2 separate regions of the Homo sapiens genome follow, and region 2 is linked to region 1. A link is a loop called in an ENCODE intact Hi-C map of the cell type or tissue named here. Cell type or tissue: Caco-2. All regions are shown on one strand. Links, peaks and the distances in the headings refer to the core of each region. The heading gives the core; the rest is flanking DNA. Region 1 has its middle 210 kb from the start of LNCPOIR. Region 2 has its middle 98 kb from the start of LINC02534.

Evidence for each region. Peaks named below come from ENCODE experiments on the same cell type or tissue, not always from the same donor. Only the 100,000 strongest peaks of a DNase experiment are listed, where the experiment ranks them.
Region 2: it touches region 1 in a loop (21-fold over the local background); 9 of 110 quality-filtered maps call a loop at or near these places.

What each region holds. Positions count from the first base shown.
Region 1 is chr6:114,749,490-114,752,414 of GRCh38, reverse strand. No RefSeq gene overlaps it. Among named protein-coding and RNA genes, the nearest start is that of LNCPOIR, 210 kb to the right of the region's middle. In Caco-2, for the core only: no CTCF peak of the experiment used is centred there; no DNase peak of the experiment used is centred there.
Region 2 is chr6:115,544,283-115,547,207 of GRCh38, reverse strand. No RefSeq gene overlaps it. Among named protein-coding and RNA genes, the nearest start is that of LINC02534, 98 kb to the left of the region's middle. RefSeq lists an enhancer at 1-112. In Caco-2, for the core only: a CTCF peak has its summit at 1,656 (motif pointing right); a DNase peak (open chromatin) is centred at 1,667; H3K4me3 peaks cover 199 bases.

The DNA of each region.
Region 1 (2,925 bases), core at 173-2,672:
AATACATTGGCTCTTCTCAATACCAAATGGACTGGCCTTCTCTAAGTATATCATAGTTATGTAGAGTTGCTTATGGAATGTAAAATAATTAGCCATATTATAACATTCATAGGAAATTCTCTTGTAACTCAGATAGTGAGCGAGGTCTGGACTCCTCATCCAGGTGTCTTACCCATCCACCCTTTTCAGATACTTGGCCAATAATAAGACATCTTGGATATTATGGCCTAGGAATGATTGTCATAGCAATAAAACCATAAGTAACCAAGGTTTTACAGAGAAATTTTTAAGAAAACAAGTCATTATAATATTTGGAAGTTTAATTACAGTCTAGGTATATTATAGAAGTGGATGCTTATTTTGTTAACAATATTTTCAAGGTGAAGGAATTATCCTTCAATCTACTTTTTTAAGACACATTGGTCAATCCAAATGGCTATGTTAAGACCAGCATAACATTGTTTTCCTATTGGTTTGTCTGATGGAAAATCTGGCCTCTTAAATAATTTTACATTTAATCAAAAAAACTTGCACCAATCCAAGAAAATGTTTTTACAAAAAGTCTTTATTTATACCTCTTATCTGCATCATAAAAGGTACTACTTTAAAATGGAAAAATCCAATCAAAATCACCATGTCTATCTGATATACCAAAATGAGATCAAGATTTAACTGCACATTTACTAATAATTTTATTAGTTGAGTCAAATTTGGACTTATCCGCTATTAATTTGAAACAAAATATTAGATTGATAATGCTTGCCAGTTCTGTTGTTTTCACTTGCAGCTGCAGTTCACCATGATGCAGTGTTAAGAACAAAGAACACAAACAGTAAACATGCCACATTAAAAGAGATTTGTGATCTACTCACTACATTGTAGAGCTTATTCTGAGACATGTGATGGAATTGTTTGCATGTATCTGTTCTGAACTTCATGTCTTAAGACTGTACACCAGACTCCCCCAAGCTACTAGGTAAAAATACAGAAAAAACTTTGGGGAAGAAATTTGTGCCCTGAGAAACAGAGATTAAGGTAGCCAACTGAAAAGGAGAAAAAAAATGATGTGAGTTTGAAAGTTAGGTGGATGGATATAGAAACCTTATGAAAGAGTGTGATATGCCTAAGCAGGGACGTATCAGCTGAAGTAAACAGTGTTCTAGAGTGTAACAGGGAAAGTCATTTCAAATGTCTTAAGATCTAACTTCTATGAAACTTGCTTCACAGAAGGAATTTGTGGGAAGTTGGAGGAATTACCCAAACTCAAGAGTGCTTGTAAATGAAGTCAAGAATCTGCTCTTAACTAAAGTAGTATACAAAGTGAAAACTGGAACATCATATAAACAATAGGAAGAAATGTCTATGGCTGACTATGTGAGAGTATGAACCACAAATGAGCCGTGATAAAAGGAACTGCTGGTACCTTGCACTTCCAACATTTACATTAAAAAGTTGCACTGGAGGCTGGGCACAGTGGCTCACACCTGTAATCCCAGCACTTTGGGAGGCTGAAGTGGGTGGATTACCTGAGGTCAAGAGATCAAGACCATCCTGGCCAACATGGTGAAACCCCGTCACTACTAAAAATACAAAAATTAGCTGGGCATGATGGCATGTGCCTATAGTCCCAGCTACTCGGGAGGCTGAGGCAGAAGAATTGCTTGAACCCAGGAGGTGGAGATTGCAGTGAGCCGAGATGGCGCCACTGCACTCCAGCCTGTCAACAGAGCGAGACTCCGTCAAAAAAAAAAAAAAAAAAAGTTGCACAAGTCATGAGTGCACATGTAGCCCTGAACCTAAAATTAGAAGTAAAATATTTAAATAAATAAAAAGAAAAATTATCTTTTCTAGTTCTAATGAACAGTGATGCTATGATTCTAAGTGCTTGCCAATAAAGTAGAAGACCTGGAAAAAAAAAAAAAAGTTGCACAGGACTCAAAGCCATTATAGCTCTTCAAATCTTTACTGTTCTTCAAGAAGTATGAAACCAAAAAACATTAATCTAAGGTACATGTATTTAATTTATTTTCTAACTAGCAAAATGATGAGTATTAGAATGTTGGCTTTGAGTATCTGTATAGTCCACATTTTCATCATTGATCAATGAACAATACTGATAAAATTCTTATTTCCCAGAGAAAATACACAACCAATATCCTTGATTGGAAAGAATAAATCTAAATAAAGTCACTGTGGTCTACCATAATTTTCAACCCTCTTGGATACAGTTTTCTCATTAAAAACAAAACATCCCAAAACATGCAACAAAAGTTTAACATTTAAGAAATAATTTTGCTTAGCTGTGAAATAATCACAGTTCTAGCTTTCCCCTTTTCTTGATGTCTCCTCCTTTTCAACTTCTGTAGCCAGCTTCTTACTTATTCTAAATATTTAATAGTCAAGTTTCTCAACATTGGGTAATAGGCCCTCTTCTCACTCTACATTCTATCCTTGATTAGTCTTGTCATTGTCAACTCTCTTGCCTTTAATGACCATTTCATGGCCAATAACTCCCATGTATGCAGTCCAATTACATTGCCTATTTCTTGCATATGCATGTATATAAGAGCAGAGGCCATAATATATGAGTAACTTGGCATCTTGGATGTCAATGTGGATGACTTACAACTATTACAAACTTTTCAACATTCACATATTTAGAAACATGAATTGTTAATCTTTTTCTGCAAAACTTGCTTTTTCCCAGTCTTTGTTTTAACCAAAAAGGGCATGTCTTAGCCTTGTCATTTCCCTCTCCATCATTCTATAGATTCATCAACAAGTCCTCTTGACTCTACTTCGTGTGTGTGTGTGTGTGTGTGTGTGTGTGTGTGTGTGTGTGTGTTATTTTCTTCTCTAGTGTCACCACCACAATTTCATCCACCATTATCTCTTACCAGGATGGCCACAAAGGCCTTCTAATAA
Region 2 (2,925 bases), core at 241-2,740, 790 kb before region 1:
GGGGCATTTAGCCCATTAACATTTAAGGTTAACATTATTATGTGTGAATTTGATCCTGTCATCATAATGCTGGCTGGTTATTTTGCAGATTTGTTGATGTCTTTGCTTCATAGTGCCAGTGGTCTTTCTACTTTAGTGTGTTTTTGCAGTGGCTGGTGACGGTTTTTTCTTCCCCTACCCACCCCCCCTCCCCATATTAATGCTTCCTCCATGAGCTCTTCCAAGGCAGGCCTGGTGGTGACAAATTCCCTCAGCATTTGCTTGTCTGAAAAGGATTTTATTTCTTCTTCACCTATGAAGCTTAGTTTGGCTAGATATAAAATTCTGGGATGGAAATTCTTTTCTTTAAGAATGTTGAATATTGGTACCCAATCTCTTCTGGCTGAGAGGTCCACCCAATCTCTTCTGGCTGAGAGGTCAGTTTCTGCTGAGAGGTCCACTGTTAGTCTAATGGGCTTCCCTTTGTAGATGGCCTGGCCTTTTTTTCTGGCTGCCGTTAGTATTTTTTCCTTTATTTTGACCTTGGAGAATCTGATAATTATGTGTCTTGAGGTTGATCTTCTCTTGGAGTATCTTACTGGGGTTCTCTGGATTTCCTGAATTTGAATGTTGGGCTGTCTTGCTAGGTTGGGTAGTTCTTCTGGATGATATTCTGAAGTATGTTTTCCAACTTGGTTTGTTCTCCCTGTCTCTTTCAGGTACCCCAATCAGTCTTAAGTTCAGCCTTTCTACATAATCATAGCTGTCAGAGATTTTATTCATTTCTTTTCATTCTTTTTTCTCTAAACATGTCGGCCTGTCTTATTTCAAAAAGATAGTCTTCAAGCTCTGAAATTCTTTCCTCTGCTTGGTCTATTCAGTTATTGATACTTATAGTTGCATTGTGAAGTTCTCGTGTTGTGTTATTCAGCTCCATCAGGTCATTTATGTTTGTCTCTAAAGTGGTTATTCTGGTTAACAGCTCCTGCAATGTTTTATCATTATTCTTAGCTTCTTTGCATTGGGTTAGAACATGCTTCTTTAGTTCAACAAAGTTCATTATTACCCACCTTCTGAAGCCTACTTCTGTTGATTCATCAATATTAGCCTCTGCCCAGTTCTGTGCCCTTGCTGAAGTGTTGGAATTATTTGGAGGAGAAGAGGCATTCTGACTTTTTGAGTTTCACCATTTTTTTGTTGATTCTTTCTCATCTTTGTGAGTTTATTTAGCTTCGATCTTTGAGGCTGCTAATCTATGGTTGGGGTTTTTGTGGGGACTTTTTGTTGATGTTGTTTTCTGTTTGTTTGTTTTTCTTTTAAAACTCAGGCCCCTCTTCCATAGGGCTGCTGAAGTTTGCTGGGGATTCACTACAGAACTTAGTCACCTGGGACCCTCCTGCACCTGGAGATGTCACCAGTGGAGGCTGCAGAACAGCAAACATGGCTGCCTGCTCCTTCCTCTGGGATCTCTGTCCCGGAGAGGCACCGACCTGATGCCAGCGGGAACTCTCCTGTGTAAGGTGTCTGGCAACCCCTGTTGGGAGGGGTCTCACCCAGTCAGGAGGTACAGGATCCAGGACCTGCTTAATGAAGCACTGTGGCTGCACCTTGGCAGAGGCGGTGCGTTGCACTGGTGGAAAATCCCACTCCTCCGGCCTGCCTGGATTCCTCAGAGCCAGCAGGGGGAGACTAAGTCTGCTGATCTGCGGTGACTGCGGCCACCTCTGCCTCCAGGGGCTCAGTCCCAAGGATATCAGTGGTCTGTCCCTAAATTCCTGGCTGGAGTAGCTGAAATTCCTGCAGGGAGGCCTCGCCCAGTGAAGAGAGATGGGCCAGGGTCCAGCCTAATGAGGTAGTCTGGCCACGATCTGCCACAGCCGCTATGCTGCACTGTGGGAAATTCCTCCTGGGTCAAATCCGTCCAGTCGCCCACAGGGGAAAATAGCGGGCTGGAGCTGCAGTGATGACAGCCACCCTTCACCCACAAGAGCTCAGTCATCTTTAGCAGCAGGCAGCCGCAGTAATGATGGCCACACTTCCCCCCACTTCGGGAACTCGTAATCTTAGGCAATATCCAGCCGAGTGGCAGCTGAGAATCTGTACAGTTCTGTGCTTGAGACCCAATGCCTTGGTGGCATGGGCTCACGAGGGTGATATCCTGATCCGCGACTTGCACAGATCCATGAAAAAGCATGGTTTCCCAGGCAGGACAGCACAATCACTCACTTCCTCCCTTAGCTGGGGGTGGGAGCTCCCTTACCCCATGTGGCTCCCAGGTGGGCAGTTGCACCATCCTGCTTTCCCTCGCTCTCTGTGGGTCATGCCAACTGCCTAGTCAGCCCTAATGAGAGAACCTGGATACTTCCGTTGATGGTGCAGGATACACCCTCCGTTTTTGTTGTTCTTGGTGGGAGCCTCCTGCCGCAGCTGTTTCTAGTTAGCCTTCTTGGAGCCTCCCCGAGCTTAATTTTCTAAATACGTAGGTTTAAATATTAAATTGAACCAATGCTATTCAGGTTAGTACACTTAATCATTGAGGTCTTTTTTTTTATATATTTGATATCTTTTGATAGTTGGAAAAGACAACGTCTTTTAGATGTGCCTAGCTTCTCATTGGGAATTTGTTTAGTCACATGAAATGATTCTTATTGTAGGATAATTTTCTATTAACCATGGGTGCATATTGCGTATTGCAACTCATTCGTTGGAAGAAATCTGAAAGTATGTTTTAACTCTTTTTATATGACAATTGAAAGTTTCTGCAAATTCTCACATTTGGAATTTATTCTCAGAAAATATCTCTATATCAACTTGCAAATATACTTCAATTCTGTTCTATAACCATAATAAAACTTTTCCTAAAGCAACAACAACAAAATTGCAGTTGCTGAAAAAGGAACAGTTTATGAGCAGTGTCTCTATGGAGACAGTATAATGGATTTATAA